Linked DNA regions of Mus musculus: region 1 is linked to region 2. A link is a loop called in an ENCODE intact Hi-C map of the cell type or tissue named here. Cell type or tissue: left cerebral cortex. All regions are shown on one strand. Each heading gives the region's core, and the rest is flanking DNA. Links, peaks and the distances in the headings are about the cores only.

Region 1 (8,523 bases), core at 1,600-5,599, 270 kb after region 2:
CCCAGAGTTGTGAAACAACATGTTCAGTCATAGCAGGACTCCATCCCGCGGGTGCTAAGGATCAGCTGACCGTTGTTCACTGTGCCCGTGTGCTGCCCATTGTTTGAGATTTAGATGAAGAAAAGATGATCGTGGTCAGAATACAAAGCTGGAATTAAAAATAGGATCAGGGGTGTGTGTGTGGCCCAGGTGCAATGCAGAAGGGAGTAATGGTGTCAGCATGCACCTCTCAGATGTGACAACCTGCAACCTTGCAGGTCCTCATTGCCCGCTCAGAGGAATGGGGCTCAGACAAAGCCTGTTGCTGCTCCACAGGGCACCGCGTCAGGAGGAAGGCTCGCAGGAGAAACACGCGTGAATCCCTCTAGCTTAAACAGCCTTTGAAGTGCTGTGGTCTTCAGAGATTTCTTGGCACTTATTTCAGTCTTGTTAACAGAATTCCTGTATCTGCCAAGCTGATTAATGCCTGCCCTGGCTATAATTATTCTTATTAGCCTGCTGGATAGGAGCGGTAGTTGTCAGTGATATTCCTTACAAGGCAGTCGGGCTAGGCGGCTTTTATATGGCTATTTGGTTTTAGTGATGAGCTGCTGAGCTGATTTTTCTCCTATAGATGATTCTATATGTATGGATTGGCGCTGCGTCTGGCAGGGAATAAAGTGTGGGCTTGTCTGTTGGAGTGTGTCTGTGTCTCACTTTATCAAATGAAGTTGGTAGAAGCTGTCAGGACCAGTTCATAGCTGTTTGCTTTAATTGCATTGGTTTCTTTAAGGCAGGACTGCTGGGCCATTTGACTCTGCTATGGGAAAATCACTCGAACTGGCAAAAAAATTCTAAATAATTTATCTTCTGGAAAAGGCGAAATGCTAGAGTTGGCAGAGTTGGTGGTGGTTACCCCCTTTATCCTCCAACACACACACATACACACACATACACACACACACACACACACACACACACACACACACAAACTGTAGTATTGGGGAAGGAGCAGACTCAGACCCAGTGGCAAATGCATCACATACCAGCAGTGTGATTCCCAGGAGACAAGACAATGGAAATGCGTGTTTATGCTCTTTGAATGTTTATTTCACTCAGTGTTCCCTGAGTGTTTGTGCTGGGTGACGGAGTCGCTACGTGGCATGACTCAAGTTTAAGCATTCCAAGGCTCTACCTGCAGCCTGTTTTACACCTCTGCGAGCAGCTGGAACGTGGAAGCGTTAGCATCACCTGGAATGTTTCAGGGGACCGAGGGACCGCGCTTCGGATGCTGTTCTGTTTTGGGTGAATCTGGCTGAGAACATTAAAGAGCGAAGTCGTGCTCACAGGTTCAAGGTTCATTGCAGAAGGCGTGCTGCCATGGAATCTAAATGACATAGAAGCACTTTGCTGCCGGATAGGTTACTTCTCAGACTCTAAAAGCGATCATGAGCCAAGAAGATGTTGGAAACGGCTCTTCCTTGTTCTTGTTTAAAGCTGGAGTCGGCCAGCACTTTGCAGCCTGTGGGCCAGGGTAAGGAATCCCTGTCGGTTTCATGAGGGTTGCAGATGCATCAGGATTTCTGGTGTGTGGGCCCTGGGAGCTCATGATCAGAGGCCACCTCCAGGCCCTTGAGCCTGCGTGTGCAGTGGTAAAGGCGAGCAGATACCACTTTCACCTAGGGATCCTCAGCACTCCATCCCTTCCTCTGCATGAGCGGTTTGAAGGTGGAAATGGAGTCAGATTTGCTAGTGTCTACTGGTAATCTCAGTTTTGGGAGGCAGAAGCAGGAAGATTGAGAGTTCAAGGCTAGCTTAGGCTGTCTAGCAAGACTTTAGGGGGAAAAAGCAAAGAAAGAAAGAAGGAAGGAAGGAGGAAGGGAAGAAGGCAAGCAGCTAGTGACACATGCATGGTGTGCAGCTCATTTGTGACCCTGAGCCAGTGTCATTTACGTAGACCGGGCATCTTGAGTGCTGAGGCGTCTGAAGTGAGCAGAGCAGGGCAATTCAGCTCTACCCTACATGGCAGCACAAGGTGTATTAGATGTGGGATTAGGACCTTCACAGAAAGTGGGTGAAAGAGTTGGGTTGGCAGCAGGTGAGCAGGGAAAGTTCTAGAAGTCGTCATCAGAGGATTGGGCAAAGAGCCAGCAGAGCATCCTATTGGGAAGGAAGCAGAGCCGAGTGGGAGCTGGCTGGCTGAACAGGGAGTGGAGGCGGAAAGTGCTGCAGCAAACCAGAAGGATGGAGAGAAAAGTGTGGGCCTGGTGTGGAGGTTCGTGGTGAGCGCAGCCCGCACGAGGTTGCCCTTGGGCTCGGGACACTAAAGTTTGACTGTGTAGTAAAGGTGGGGTTGAGAACAAGAGCTCAGGGGTGAGCAGGTAAGGATGTTCGTGACTCAGAGGCTGTCACCGGCCTCTCCAGGGGTGCCAAGTTAGAAGAACACTTCGAGGTGGTACCTGTTCAGTAGGATCCGGGAGACACCAGCATGTGGAAGAGCCGCCTGGGGAACGGGCTGGAGAGGGACTCCACAGCACAGGGACAGTGAGGTTGGAGCTCAGGAAGAGTCCCTGGCTCTGCATGGTCCAGAGATGAGGAGGTGCAGGCAGAGTTTGGGAGGAGTGGTGTAGTGTGGAGCACGGTCCCTGCATCCTCTTAGCTGGTGCCACTCTAGAATGTCACCATTGTTCCCAGACATTGTAGGGAGAAGTTTTCTGTATGTCTCATTTCTTCTTTGCATGTTTAAAGTTTCTGGGTGTTATCTAATGTCTGGATCAGTAGAGTTAACTTACTCCCAGATGGCTATTTTTATGTGTTCTGAGTGTGTATGCATGCATGTGTGTCTATGGTGTGTGCGTGTCTGTGTCTGTGTGTGTGTTTATGTGTGTGTCTGTGACTCGATGGCCTGTAAGCCCCAGGCCATCTATCTTTACCACTCTGGTCCTGGGGTTACAAATGTGCATCATGCCTGGCTTTTTACATGAGCGCTAGGAATCAGACTCAGGTCTTCTTGGTTGCATAGCAAGCACTTCGTTTACTGAGCCAGCTCATTGGCTCCCTTGGGTGACTCTTTGAAAAATTATAAAAAATAAAAAAAAAATTTAAAAAGAAAAAAAAGAAAAGAGTAAAGGAAAGAAAAGTGGTGGTGGACATCCCACCCAAGACTTGGTGCACGCTAGGCAAGTGCTCTACCTCTGAGCACCAGGCTCTGCCCATCTCTTTTCTGTTTATAGTACCTAAGAAGCCTTCAGTGATTTGTTACAGACACCCATTACACGTATGTTTTTAAAACTGTTTCTATACCTAGTACCCTTCCCATCCCACCCCAACTCTGGGTTGAAAATGACCTCCATGGAGAACAAAGACTGGGTTTAGGCTTTGGAACCAACCCTCCTTCGAACTCAGCCTCTTGCACTGTGGACCTTAGACAAGTTTCTCTGCTACTTTGAACCTCACTTTCCATCTCTGGAAAATGGGCAGAATTCCTCTCTTGTAGGATTGTCATCAGTGTAAAAATTATGTTTAAGATGCAGATGTTCCAGTCAGTGCATATACATTTCTAGTGTGGCCTGGGAGCACAGCTGCACCTGGACTCTCCCGATCCAGTTTAGTGTGCTGAGTCTGAATTGTCATTTGAGCAGGATTCCTAGGAGGCCTGGGTGCTCTAATGAGTGGGGTATTCTAGTCTGCAAGGAGGCTTAGCACACAGAATAGACGGCAGCATGGCTTTCCCAGTGAGTGCTGAGGTAAAGGTCATGGTCAGAGGCAGTGAGCACTGTGGGTTAGTGCTAGGCTTGCTGGATGTGGGAGGCATGAGTTAGCACTGAAGGACGGGGTAGTGTGGGCATACGGCGGAAGCTGCCAGCCTGCTTTTGTGTTTAATCCACCAAATTTGGCTCGTAGGAGGAATGACATCATGCCTTTCCATGGAATGAGGTTAGAAGGATGGGGGACCAAGGACTCGGAGCCTCGGAGAACATCACAGGGAAGGGTGGCCAAGGAGGTCAAGTAGGACAGACAGGTGAATGAGACTTCAAGGCTTGATGGCTCTGCAGAAGGCTTTGAGGGTCCACAGTCTAGAATCTCCAACAGAGAATCTGTGGGGTGATAGATGGGACAGCCGCTCATCAAGTAAGCATTTAACCAGAGCCTTTCTGCTGCTTTGGTCAGTTTAGTGCTAATACCAGACTAGGGTTGCCCTCGGATGCTTAGGCAAGAGCCGTGTGACTTCCTAGAAGCCTCCATCCTGGGTATGGAAGGAAATGGTGACAACTGCTGACTGTGATACCCTGGGGGCCAGGGAGTAACCAATGTAAGAGCTCTCTAGGAGCCCCTTGCCACCTTCTCTGTGATGGTTGGCTCCTAGCAGGCATTGCACTTTCCACGTATTGACCTGTTGAGTAGGCTTTGTAACCACACCAGGTTGGTTGTGTTCTTATCCCCACCATTAGATGAAGAGACTGAGGCACCTGTGAGGTAAATTGCTCAGGGTCATATTGTAAGTGACAGAACTGCAGGAACTAAAGCTCACACATCATTCGGATGGATCTCTGCACTTAGGAAGGAGTTGATACAAGCAGCTAACATGCGCTAACAACCCTCTCACTGTCTTTTAAGACCAGAGGCTTGGATTCTGGCCTTGTTCTGTCTCCTCACTTGTTTCTTGACCTTGAACAAATTGCTGAGTAGCTCTTAGCCTCAGTAATAAGGATTAGTTTAGCTGGTTCTGAAAGGCTCCCCTTCTATCTTCAGACTTCTTTGAGCATGCCGACTCCTGCCGCGGGCCATATGGGCCTCTTGGTTGGCCCTGGCTTTGCTGGCCTGTTGCCATCTTCCCCAGCACTGCTCAGGTCTGCAGCCCATGCCTTGGTGGTGTTTCTCACTGGCTTGGGGCTGGCCAATGGTTGGTGCCACCAAGACTGGATATTGTCTGCTCGTCTCGCCACCGTGTATCAGCAACTACTCCTCATCCCAGCCCATTTCCTGTGCTGTGAGATGGTGTCTCTTTCTAGGTTCTCTAGAGTTCTGGGGTAGTTCTCACCAGGACAACTGGGCTTCCAAACTGATTGTTAGGTTTAAAAAAAAAAGGAAAAAATCCTTATAGCACTTTAAAGTGGCCCACGCTTAACTGTATTACTGACTTCTATTTGTAGTTGGTGGAAGTTTACACTGAGGATATATGATGTTAGGAGGTTGGAACTGTGGGACTAAGTCTCAGCCTTCAGAAATGTAACTGGTATTGTTTTCTACCTTTATCCTTCAGGTCTCCTACGGAGCCTGATTGATGGCTCTGCCCTACAGGAGTGTGTTTGCACTTGTACATGTTCCCAGCCGGTGCCCTCTCCCTGTTTATCCCCCCTCTCCCTCTCTCCTTTACTGCTCTCTGCTTCCCTCCCCCTTTCCACCCACACTGACTTCAAATTCATGGTCTTCCTGCTTCAGCCTCCCAGGTTCTAGGATTGCAAGCCTGTATCACTGTGTGCCTAGTGCAGCAGGAAGGGATATGGATATTTAGATGTGTCTAAACATTGACACCCTTCCTAAAGGGGTAGCAGAGTTCCAATTCTGACACACCTTCCTCCCACATGACCTAGTAAGCTAAGTGTTACCTGGTGTTTCCCGGGCACTTTCTTCTCTCTTGGCTGAAATTTGGCATATTGCTGGATACCATCCCACTGAGGGATGCAACCCAGAAAGCTTGTGAGATACTGGTAGGGACCTGTGCTTCTGGACTATGGCTTGAAGGACTGCCTGTGGCCCAGTCCTCCCTGGATGCTTTGAGGTGCAGTTAAGTTCAGCAATGCTATCCTACTTGCCCATATGCTGATATTGACTAGGAGAGACCCTTTTAGGGGTGAATTCTGTTAGCTAAGTAGCTTGCTACTTTGCTCTATTCTAGAGCTGATGGGGTGGGCCATGCTTTCTAAATACACTGTTTCCCTGGCTGACCAGGAACAGCATCAGACTTGGTGTGGATCCAGGGTGTTGCCTCTTAGCTTATATTGCAGTGAAGAATTTCTTTTTTTAAAAAAAAGCACTTGGCACAGCTATTCGTTTTTCCATTTTCTGAAAGCTGGAACATCCAAATGTTTTTTTATTTATTAGGAGACATTACAGTCTGTCATCCTTGATTGAGAAATCCATACAGTAAATCCAAGTTAAGACAACGATGCCTGACCGAGGGCTGGATACATGGCGGGTACTTTGTCATATTAGTCCGTGGGCCCGGCCGTGGCTTTAGAAGGGACAGATGATTTGTGCCTCACTGCTAGTCTCCTTTGCAGTACCAGGGATTCCTGCTTTCCCTCTGCAGCACCGGGGAATGTTTACCATGTTCCCAACACTGTGACACATGACAAAGGAATTAAGAAAGGCAGTCCCAAGAAGAAATGGAGCCAGTTGTAACTGAACAGAGGGGTGGATCCTTCATGCTTTTAAGGATCGGAGTGAATGAGTTATTAGATGGCTGTGCATATGGGGCTGTCAGAATTAAAGGGGTAGATCTTGGACCAGGAGCTGTTATCATGGGAAATGTTCGCAGAGCAGGTGGGCCAGCGAGTGCCAAGGTGTTCAGGTAGGAAAATGACCACGGGAGGAGATGAACATGGCTAGCCCGGCATCCCATTTAGGGATTAGCTGACTTAAGCTAGGAAAGTAAGACTCCTCAGGGGCTGTGGATATTAAATTCTGGGCAGGGAGTGGGTGGAGAGGAAGACTGTTGCAAAGTCACCCTGAAAGGTGTTGGCAGCAGCTTCAGTGCCCACAGAGCAGCCCTAGCCACATGCACACACGGCACATGAAGCCTTCTGGGACTTCCAGGAAGCAAGGCTGTTAAATGAAGGTGATAAGTCAGGCCATACGCCTATTTTTGGTTGTTTCTTACAAGGAAAACAGCTCACCAAACAATTCCTGATGTTCCCCTTAGGTCGTTTAACACAGTGTTTCTTCAAAGGACTGTCACCCGGAGAAGAGGCACAGGTAAGTTTTAGAGGAAGGATGGGATGTTAGCAGGCTTTCTGCGGAAACAAGGTTTACGTAGTCATGTAGCTTATTCATTGGAGTCCCACTTTAATAACCATTTATTCCCACAAACAGGTTTATCTGAAATATCAGTATGAGTCCCAGAAAGTACTTGGTACATCAGTAATGGGGAAGTTCTTCTCTTCAGGCACCCCTGGAGGGTCACAGAGGCAGGGAGGGTTTTTGTTCATCTCAGTGTGCAGCAGCGTGAGTCTTTGTATGGTTGGATTTACGTACATGCTTAGAAAGCATCTGTGGGATATGTGCGTATTATATAGTGTTTATATGGCGATCATACACACATATACAGATGTACATACAATGCATACATGTACATACACCACACATGCACACACCACACATGCATACATACCACACACATGCACACAAACACATACCACACAATGCACACACATATGTTCACACACATGCACACACATCACACAATGCACACACATGCACACACACATGCACACACACCACACATATGCACACACATTCACACACACATGCACACACACCACACATATGCACACACACCACACATATGCACACACATTCACACACACATGCACACACACCACACACATGCACACACATTCATACACACATGCACACACACCACACATATGCACACACATGCATATACACACGGTAAGAAAGTCTCCATCCTTCCTGTGGAATGCCTCTGTTCATCTCTTGGCAGCTTGCATGTAAGACACACCCCTCATAGATTCTCAGTATGTATTGTCCCTTTACTGTCCCCACCCCTTCCTCTCTTTGTGGGGTTGGCATAGCCTCTCCCATCGTACAACAGCATCTGCTACCCCCACTCCACTTCCAAGACTCCTCCTAGTGTTCACAGTGAAGAGAACAGACTTCCTTCACACCAGTGCTTGTTTCCAGCACCTTGTGGCTGGGTTGGTCCCAACCACAGACCGTCTGCTTGTCATCACTGTTGTAGCAGGCAGCCAGCTCTGAGCCACGTCTCAGGGTAGGACAGTGAAGCTGCTGCCTGAAGCCCATGCCACGTCTCACTGTCTGCCTCACTCAAGCCATTATTTATTATCTACCCTGTGCCAGTCATTATTCTAGAACCTGGGGCACATAAGGACATAGACACGGTCCCTTGATTCCATAGCTGACAGGTTTGACATCAGTGGAGAGAGAGTTGGCATCGGAGCCATGCCCAGCGATTGTTAAAGGCTGAAAGTTTAGGAGAGTTCACGGAAGTTGGAGAGCATTCTGCTACTTCAGACAGAGGAGCTTCGGCAGAAAGGCTAAGAAGGCAGGTGTGCTGCTTTGCTCTTTGGTGTCACTGCCAGGGTCACCCCTGGCTCTGTGCATGCCTTTCTAAAGGCTTTAGTGGCATGTCTAAGAGAGAGCCTTTCATTAAGGCGCTGAAGCACTTGGGTACCTGGTTGTTACTACCGCAAAGTGGAGTACTGTGACATCTTGGGAGCTGGGTTGAGAATATGGAGACTGGCCAGGTGTCACTTGCTGTGCTGCTTGCAGCTCATCTCG
Region 2 (8,523 bases), core at 2,777-6,776:
CCACCTGGGATGAGCTGATGGAAAGTTAACCTGGGGTTCGCGCCCCAAGGGCCCCTCCCAAAGCCCAGGCTCCCGGGGACGCGTCTTTCGCCCGGTAAACAATAGCAAAACGCTTCGCTGGAGACTTGAGTCTATTTCTATAACAAACCTCCACATTGTGCTTCACTCTAGCATAATCTGGACCCCAGAGACAGCCTAGGTTCATAGCCTTAGCTTCTGTGTTGCTTAACCTCTCTGTGCCTCAGTCTGCTCATCTGTCACAAAGAGTAAATAAGCTCTGCTTAATAGGGTTGTGTGAGGTGTCCACGTCATTCTTGTAAAGCACTTAGCGGAATGCCTCATATGTCAAAAGCACTCAGTTACAAATGAACTGTCATTAGTTTCTTAACAGTGCTATCCATGCAAGTGGCACCATACTTACTCAATATTATCAAACACAAGGAGCTAAAAACGACTCGTTACAGGAGCAGGTTGGATCGTACTGCCCTTGCAGACTTGTGATCTACTTGGGAACACTAACAGTAGGCCATACATAAATGGTGTGGAATGAACCCATTCCAACACTGTGTTCCTGGGGTGAAGTGCTGGGCTGGGTAAGGCCCAGGAAGCCTTGTCCTAGAGAAAACGGAGTATAAAACCACGGAACAAGGGAGGAGGGGTACAGAGGACAATGATAGGCCCTGGAAACATAACTTTATATGCCCAGAGAAGAAAGATTCAGTACCTATGAGAAAAAGCCCTGTGGGACCCTAACTAGACTGGAGGAAAGACTGACAGGAAGAGTTATAACAAAAAATCGGAAGGGGGGGGGAGGGCTGGGCTTTAAGCTTACGCCCAGGAGAAAGCCCCTGAATGGTTTGAGTAAGGACCTGTAGCAATCAGAGCTCCATTTTAGAAAAAGCACTTGACCTAGGATTGGAGGGTGGGTGGGAGAGTTTTCCCGGAATATTAAAGATGTTGTGGTGGATCATGGCTGAAAAATCCAGGAAATAGAAGTAACCACACAGGCAGCTATGGGAACAGAGAGGCCCTGGCAATCAGGGGGTGGGCTCCATGGAATGTCTAGGTGGGTGTGAGAGAGGCTCAGTGTCTGAGATCAGGATTCAGAGACGGAAGGATGAAGGTTGGAGTTTGAGGGGTCCAAGCCCTTTATCTGACTGACAGCCATGTCCAAAGACGCCACCAGTGGATTTCAGAGCTCAGAGAGGGGCTTACAAAGTGTTTTCATCCTATTGGACGGAGTGACAGCAGACCACTGTACTGAAAGAATGCGTTGATGGGCTGGGAAGATGGCTTGTTTGCTAAAGCGCCTGCCATGGAATCGTGAGGGCCTGAGTTTGGTTCTCAGAATCCATGTTAAAAACAAAACAGAAGAAAAATGTGTCTGATACTTGAGGGACCATGCCTGAGGTTGTTGTCCTCTGGGTTTTCCACACTTGGGCATTTAGATGGACACATATCCATACACAAAATGAATATACTGATAACTCACTCATCCCCCCCCCCCCAATTCAATACCTCTATTGTACAAGACAATGAAGATCTTGCCACAGTGGAGGCCCAGATAACTGTGAAGTCTTTATCTGTCCTTTCCCCTCCCCCATGGCTGTAAATTTCTTGAAGGCAGTCTGCCCCGTAATTATCCTGTATCCCCAAACAACTTTTGGAATTTGATCTGCATATGTAATTGAACTATAAATATTGCCTATCATATCAAATTGAATATTTATCACATATTTAAAGTATTGTATTTTTAAAAATCTCTTGTATGTTACATATTCCCTCTTTACCCCAAGACAACAGTGGTCCTGGTGTCTCTCAGCTCTTCCCTACTGGATCTCTGTGTTTATTTCCTAAACATCGATGTGTGAAGCAATGTCTCTGTTCTCTTAGTACCTTCTTGTGAGAAACACAGACAATGAAACAAGTAAATATATAACACAATGACATGTGTTCTAAAGAAAGTAAGGTGACGGAATAGTGTGTGTGTGTGTGTGTGTGTGTGTGTGTGTGTCTAGTGGGTGAGGTGGGGAGAGGAGTTCTATTCTAGGTGGGATGGTGAAGGAGGATTTCTCAGAGAGGTATTAGAACAGAAACCTGTTTTAGAGTCAGGGAGGAGGAGAAAATGGCAAGGTCTGAAGGAAGAGTCCCAGCTGGAGGAGACAGCATGTGCTAGGCCAGCTAACCTGTTCTGAAATTAAAAGTATTTCTAACATAGCATGAAGAAGAATTGGGAGGAGTGGGATCTGAGAAGCCCAGAGAGAACACAGACCCTAAGACCTTGCGGTCTGGGAAGCACTTCAGGTCATGGGCTACTGAGAAAGGTTAGCCATGGGAACAGAAGAGGAAGGGAGATGACAGGCAGAGGCCTCTGACATGATGCAGGTGAGTTAGGTGAGCGTCAGAGCTTGGCTAAGGGTAGTACATGTGAAAGCTGTAACGGATGGCTGGAGTCTGGGAGCCTCTCAATTGCACTCTCTAAAGAACTGAACATGGAGAGGAGAGAGATGGGGGAGGGAGGGGAGAGAGAGAGAGAGAGAGAGAGAGAGAGAGAGAAGGAGGGAAGGAGGGAGAGAGAGAGAGAGATCAAGGAACCTTCCATATCAGCCAGCTTTAGAGCTCTCTGGCCCTATCAAGCTGCTGTACCCCTTCTCAAAACTCAGTTTCCTGGGTCATCTCCCTGGGCCTCCAATCTTGACCCTTTTCACTCCATAATCCCTTGTCTGTTCCCAGGTTTTCCCTTCTCCATCTTCCCAGATGCAGCCGGTGGCTTTCTCTTTCAGCCTTTGGCCTGCACCACCATAGCAGATTCCCAGCCCTGGGTTCTTTCTACGTCCCATATCTAGGGCTATGCAGAGAATGGTGCTAACTGCTAGACAGGGAGAGAAAGGCACAATTAAAAGAATTCCTTTGTCTCCCAGACTCAGAAGCCATGAGATGAAGTTAGTGTGAGTCGGAACCCGGTGGCCCCTCCAGGGGCTCAGCCGCAGGTTCAAGACTGAGCTGGGCAGGGTCTTTAGGGAAGCAAAGACATCAACAGAAAGGAAGGGCCAGAAGACCAGTCAGGAAATCCACCCTGTGCCGCCACCACCAACCACCCCATCCCCCCACCACCCCCAGCCCAGCCTCCACCCAATCCATCCACCGCCCCACCCCCATCTGCACATTAGTGGCTTGCTTCACAACGCTTTACAATTCAACTTCCAGTCCTCTCCTGAATTGGTCTGGAACAAGGCTGGTACTTTGGAGCCTTGGAAGACCCCTTCATCTCCATCAGAGAGCTCAACACAGATGGAGCCAGATGAAAAAAAACAGTAACGAGGATAGTTGGGATGGGGCACACTGAAGACAGAGCCTAAGAGTCTCAACCAAGGACAACCACTGGACGTGAAGGATCCCGGTCCCTGAATTTCCTACTTCAAGAGAGTCAGGAACTCTAGACTTTCCTAGAATCCTTCCTGATTTCTAATTCTTTTAAACGTTTATTATTTTGTGTGCATGTGTGGAGATCGAAGAACAACGTATAGGAGCCATTTTTCTCCTCTACCGTGTGTGTTCTGGATGTCACACTCAGGTCATGGGGACTGGCAGCAAACCCCCTTGCCCACTAAACCGTATCAACAGCCAAAGTTGAAAATTAGCGTGTTCTTCATTGTTGCTTTGGCAATCCTGGGGACTGAATAGCACCACCCACACACTAGGCAAGTACTCTACCACTGATATATACCCACAGACCCCTTTTGATTTTGAGTCAGGGGTACTAGGTTACCCACTCTGATCTAGAATCGCCTGAGGCTCCTGAGTAGCTGAGGTTGCAAGCTTGCCTGCCCCACAGACCCAGTGTTTAAATCAAATGCTGTGGGGAACAAAATTTATTATTGGGTAAGGTATGACCAAGAGATTCTGTAAGTTTGCGTCTTCCAGATCCACAGACCGTTACAATCAAAAAGGATCAATTATAAATTAAAACAGCAAAAAGTTCGAGTTTTAAGGAAAAACATACAGGGTTGTCTTCTGAAGTCATCCTGTCACATGAAAGAAAGTTGGGGGCCAAGCATTTTGTTTAAAGATAAGCAGACACAGACTAAGCCCCACCCCCACCCCTACCTCCCACCCCTCCACTGTTAGTGCGGACTGCTCTTCAATGGGCTAGTAAGTGTCCTGTGAAAAGAGCAGAGAGCCTCCTACCTCACACAGCTCAGCCTAAGCGAAGCTCGACGTGTGTGCCGAACAGTTCTCCCGAAAGTCAGCCTTCCTCAGTGATTACCCTCCTACACAGACAAGGATCCCCGGAGATGAGACTAGGAATAGCTTACACTGGCTGCCATCTGTCTTCCAACACACGGAGACTGTAATATCTTGAGACCAGGGTAGAGAGTGGGTAGTCCCCAAAGGCTTCGCCCACAGGTGGGTGCTCAGAACCTGGGGTGCGCCACCTAGCGTTACAGAAGTGAGTAGGTTTGCCTCCGGGAGCTCTGATGGCTGGATTATCCCAGAGGGCAAGTCTGGTTTTTTTGAGAGAACATTCTCCATTCTCCACAAAACTGAGCTTGCTTCTTTCATTCCTGATAGAGAACAGTGCTTCTAAAAGATAACGCAGGTGCCCAGGTCCACGTTTATTAACACCTAACTCTTTGTCAAGCTGTTTTGTTTTGTTTTGTTTTGAGATAGGTTCTTACTCTGTATCCCAGACTTCCTGGAACTCACTACGTGGTCCACGTTAACCTCGAACTTGAAGCAGTTCTTATGCCCCAAGTGCAAGGATTTCGAGTGTGAGCCTCCATTCTCAGCTATTTATCCTTTGTGGCCCGAGGTTCCTCTTTATAAATGTGGGCTACAGTAGAAGCCACCCTCAAGTGAGGTTGCAAGTGTTAGTGGTCTGATGAGTGGAAAGAACCTATGCCTCACGAACTATTCTCTATACTTCCGTGTACTGACCAGCCTCCAATGTGCAATGGGCCCAGAGGCAGAAATTCCAGCTTCCCATCCAGACGTTGATACTTAAGTGATGCTCTAAGAACCCTCTGGACCCCAACTTCTGCAAAATGAGGTTGCTTATACTAGCTAGAGAGTCTTAAACTGACTATGCATGAGCTACTGCAGACACAGTTAAAAGTATAGGTTCAATGGGTGGTGGTGGCGAACACCTTTAATCCCAGCATTCAGAGGCAGAGGCAGGCTGATCTCTAAGTTCAAAGCCAGCCTGGTCTACAGAGTCAGCGCCAGGGCTACATAGAGAAACCCTGTCTCATAAAACCAAAACAAGTACAGGTCCCCTGGCCAATCTAGAAGATTCTGTTTCTCAAGAGCTGATTGAAACTTGGCTTCAGAAGACTTTTAAAGGCCAAAACATTGGGATGTGCTGGCTATGGATTGAATGTGATTCCTTGAAAATTGGCTGCCAGTGGCATACTGTTGAGAGGTTGTGGGACCATGAAGAGGTAATTAGATCATGGGTCTCCACTTCTATGAGGGGGTCATATCACAGGAACGAAAGCAGGCTGCGTAAAGCTCGCTGCTTGCCCTCTAGCTCTGTCTCCCACAAAAGCTTTGTGGCACATTCCCGTTCCCACTCCCACTCTACTTTGTCAACACGTACATATGTCACAGGACCCTCACCAGAAGCCCATGTCAATGCCACTGTCTTAGATCCCCAAAACCACAAGCTAAATGAAAAAATTTCAATCATCCAGTCCTTTTTTATCCCCTGATAGTGGTGGGGGGTATATGCCTCACTATATAAACCAAGCTGTCTTCAAACTCACAAAAATCCACCTGGCTCTGCCTCCTGAGTGCTGGGATTAAGGGTGCATGTGGCTGTCTTTTGCTACTTTGTGGGTTCTTCTTTCTTCCTCCCTTCTCCACCCTTTCAATCCCCAAACACTAGATAGGAGAGAAAAAGGAAAAAAGGCAGTGTTATCGTTAGACTACTTCCTGCTGATTTGGGGCAAGTTTGATCTTCAACATCAGGATATTTATATTCTTTCTTCTCCTTCTCTTCCTCCTCCTCCTCCTCCTCCTCCTCCTCCTCCTCCTCCTCCTCCTTTTCTTCTTCACACATGACTTCTTAAACCTCTAACAGCAGCAACCAACCACCAACCCACTACCTGCTCTCGGGGCCCTAACATTTATATACCCTCTGAAAAGTCCCTAGGTTTCCAAATGTCACACAATTGCAAAAACTGTCTGCAGCTGGCAAATTCACGCCCCTGCTAGAGCATGAAGCATCGGAGTTGCTGTGGACAGTCTGAAGCAGCCCCACATCCTACACCTGGGATTAAAAGGAAAACACATTCTTATAGTGTTTCTGTGGTTTTTTTTTTTTAAAAAAGCAACCGATATTTCAAAATTGTCACTACAGGTGTGTGCCACTGGTTTATCACGTAGCCTGGTTTATCACGTAGTCTTAGGAGGTATTTTACAGCAATGGAAAGACTGAAAACAGATTGCCAATCACATCCTCTCTGGTTTGACTTAAGGAGCCCTCTCGGTTACATAGCATCACCTGGAGCCAAAAAATCAAAAAAGCCAGTGTTAGTCCCAAGTATAGTCTAGAGAACATCCTTGCTCCCAGCCTCAAACATTGAGCATTTGATCGGTCCCTGTACTGGCTGGTTTTGTGTGTCAATTTGACACAGGCTGGAGTTATCACAGAGAAAGGAGCTTCAGTTGGGGAAATGCCTCCACAAGATCCAGCTGTAAGGCATTTTCTCAACTAGTGATCAAGGGGGAAAGGCCCCTTGTGGGTGGGACCATCTCTGGGCTGGTAGTCTTGGGTTCTATAAGAGAGCAGGCTGAGCAAGCCGGAGGAAGCAAGCCAGTAAAGAACATCTTTCCATGGTTCTGCATCAGCTCCTGCTTTCTGACCTGCTTGAGTTCCAGTCCTGCATCCTTTGGTGATCAACAGCAGTATGGAAATGTAAGCTGAATAAACCCTTTCCTCCCCAACTTGCTTCTTGGTCATGATGTTTGTGCAGGAATAGAAACCCTGACTAAGACAGTCCCCGTTCCCGAATCACAATCTCAGCATATCCTCTTTTGTTTTGTTTGTAACCTAACAGCCTTAGATCACCTCCTTAGTACACCCAGCTCTTCCCTTTGTGAGATTCCTCCCTTTGCTAAAATACTGGAGAGGCCCTAGAGGCTGCGGGTAGGCTAGACGCCACGCTGCTTGTCATGTCAAGAGTGACTTCCCGGCATTAGATTGGCTGATCCCCAAGCTTTCTCTGCTCCGCGTCGCAGGGCTGCTGGGCTGAGTGCCCATGCTGGCTGCCACTTTCAGCCATGCCGTGGTCCAGGTGAAGAACTCTGAAGAATTTTGTCTTGGTCTCTCTGGTAAGGAAAAAACCTTGGATCACAATGCCTCTCCTTGTACACAGGGGGGTGTATCAGCACAGGTCTGGGATTTCTAAGAATCCCAACCTTGAGTGCAAAGCCTAGCAGAACCTTTGGATGGGGTGATTTTTCTGAGACATCTGTTACCCCATGATCGCCAGGGCTGTCTGGGCTGATTTGGCTGGCATGCTGCCTCTCCCCGTAAAAGAGTGCAAAGACTTTGGCAAAACCTCCCCCAAATATACATGAGCCTGGCTGACAGTTTCAAAGTTCACTTGCAAGTTAATTATTTGGAACTCGGAGCATATTTTCCCATAACAGTAATATGATAGATGCCGATTATATTTCCAGAATGACATGCAAGTGTGCTTAACCCTTCACATGCCTAAATGTTGTTGCCTATTGAAGAAGGGGAAAAGAAGCAGCGAACCAACAATGGAGTTGAAACATCAGGAATTCAATAATACTGGTAAATAACACAGATGCAAGACAGTCATCTTTTGAAAAGGAGAAAGACTAAATATTCAGTTTCCTGAGAACAGTGCTCTATGTCCTGGGGTGTTTAAGAAGGCAGTCCTAGGGGCTGGAGAGATCACTCAGCAGTTATGAGCACCGCTGCTCTTCAGAGGACCCACATTTGGTTTGGGCCAAACCCTACATCAGGCAATTCACAGCTACCTGTGCTTCTGGGATCCAATGCCTTCTTCTGGCTTCCACTGATACCCACAGCATGCAGCATACAGACGCACAGAGGTACACACATACAGAAACATAGAAATCTTAATGAAAACAAAATGAAACAAAAATGGCTGTCTTGATTTCTATCCCTGTGGGACTCTGTTTCTGTGTGCTTCTCTGTTTATTATGTCTTCCCAGGAGGATGGAAGCTCGGGGTACCTAGTTCTGTCTTGCCTGGTTCTCCAGGGTATGCTCAACATTGAAAATCAAGGCTAGTGCACAGCCTGTGCTCAACAAATGCTAGTCAAATGAATCAGTAAAGTCTAGCTGGGGAGAGAGATGACAAGTCAGCAAAGAGAGGTGATCTCGAAGCTGGATGTGGTGGCATCCAGGAGGCAGAGGCAAGGGAATCTCTGAGTTCAAGGTCAGCCTGGTCTACAGCAAGCTCCAGGTCATCTGGGGCTATATAGTGAGACCGTGTTTTTTTAAAAAGAGAAGTTCAAACAATGT

Evidence for each region. Peaks named below come from ENCODE experiments on the same cell type or tissue, not always from the same donor. Only the 100,000 strongest peaks of a DNase experiment are listed, where the experiment ranks them.
Region 1: a loop joins it to region 2, with 1.8 times the contacts of the local background. A loop is called at or near these places in 1 of 42 quality-filtered maps.

What each region holds. Positions count from the first base shown.
Region 1 is chr3:101,097,620-101,106,142 of GRCm38, reverse strand. All of the region lies in intron 1 of Ptgfrn (prostaglandin F2 receptor negative regulator), which reads left to right. Among named protein-coding and RNA genes, the nearest start is that of Gm52612, 7.1 kb to the left of the region's middle. In left cerebral cortex, for the core only: no CTCF peak of the experiment used is centred there; DNase peaks (open chromatin) are centred at 2,170 and 3,847; H3K27ac peaks cover 1,880 bases.
Region 2 is chr3:101,368,405-101,376,927 of GRCm38, reverse strand. It overlaps a transcript of Igsf3 not described here. Among named protein-coding and RNA genes, the nearest start is that of Igsf3, 4.5 kb to the left of the region's middle. In left cerebral cortex, for the core only: a CTCF peak has its summit at 4,441; a DNase peak (open chromatin) is centred at 4,347.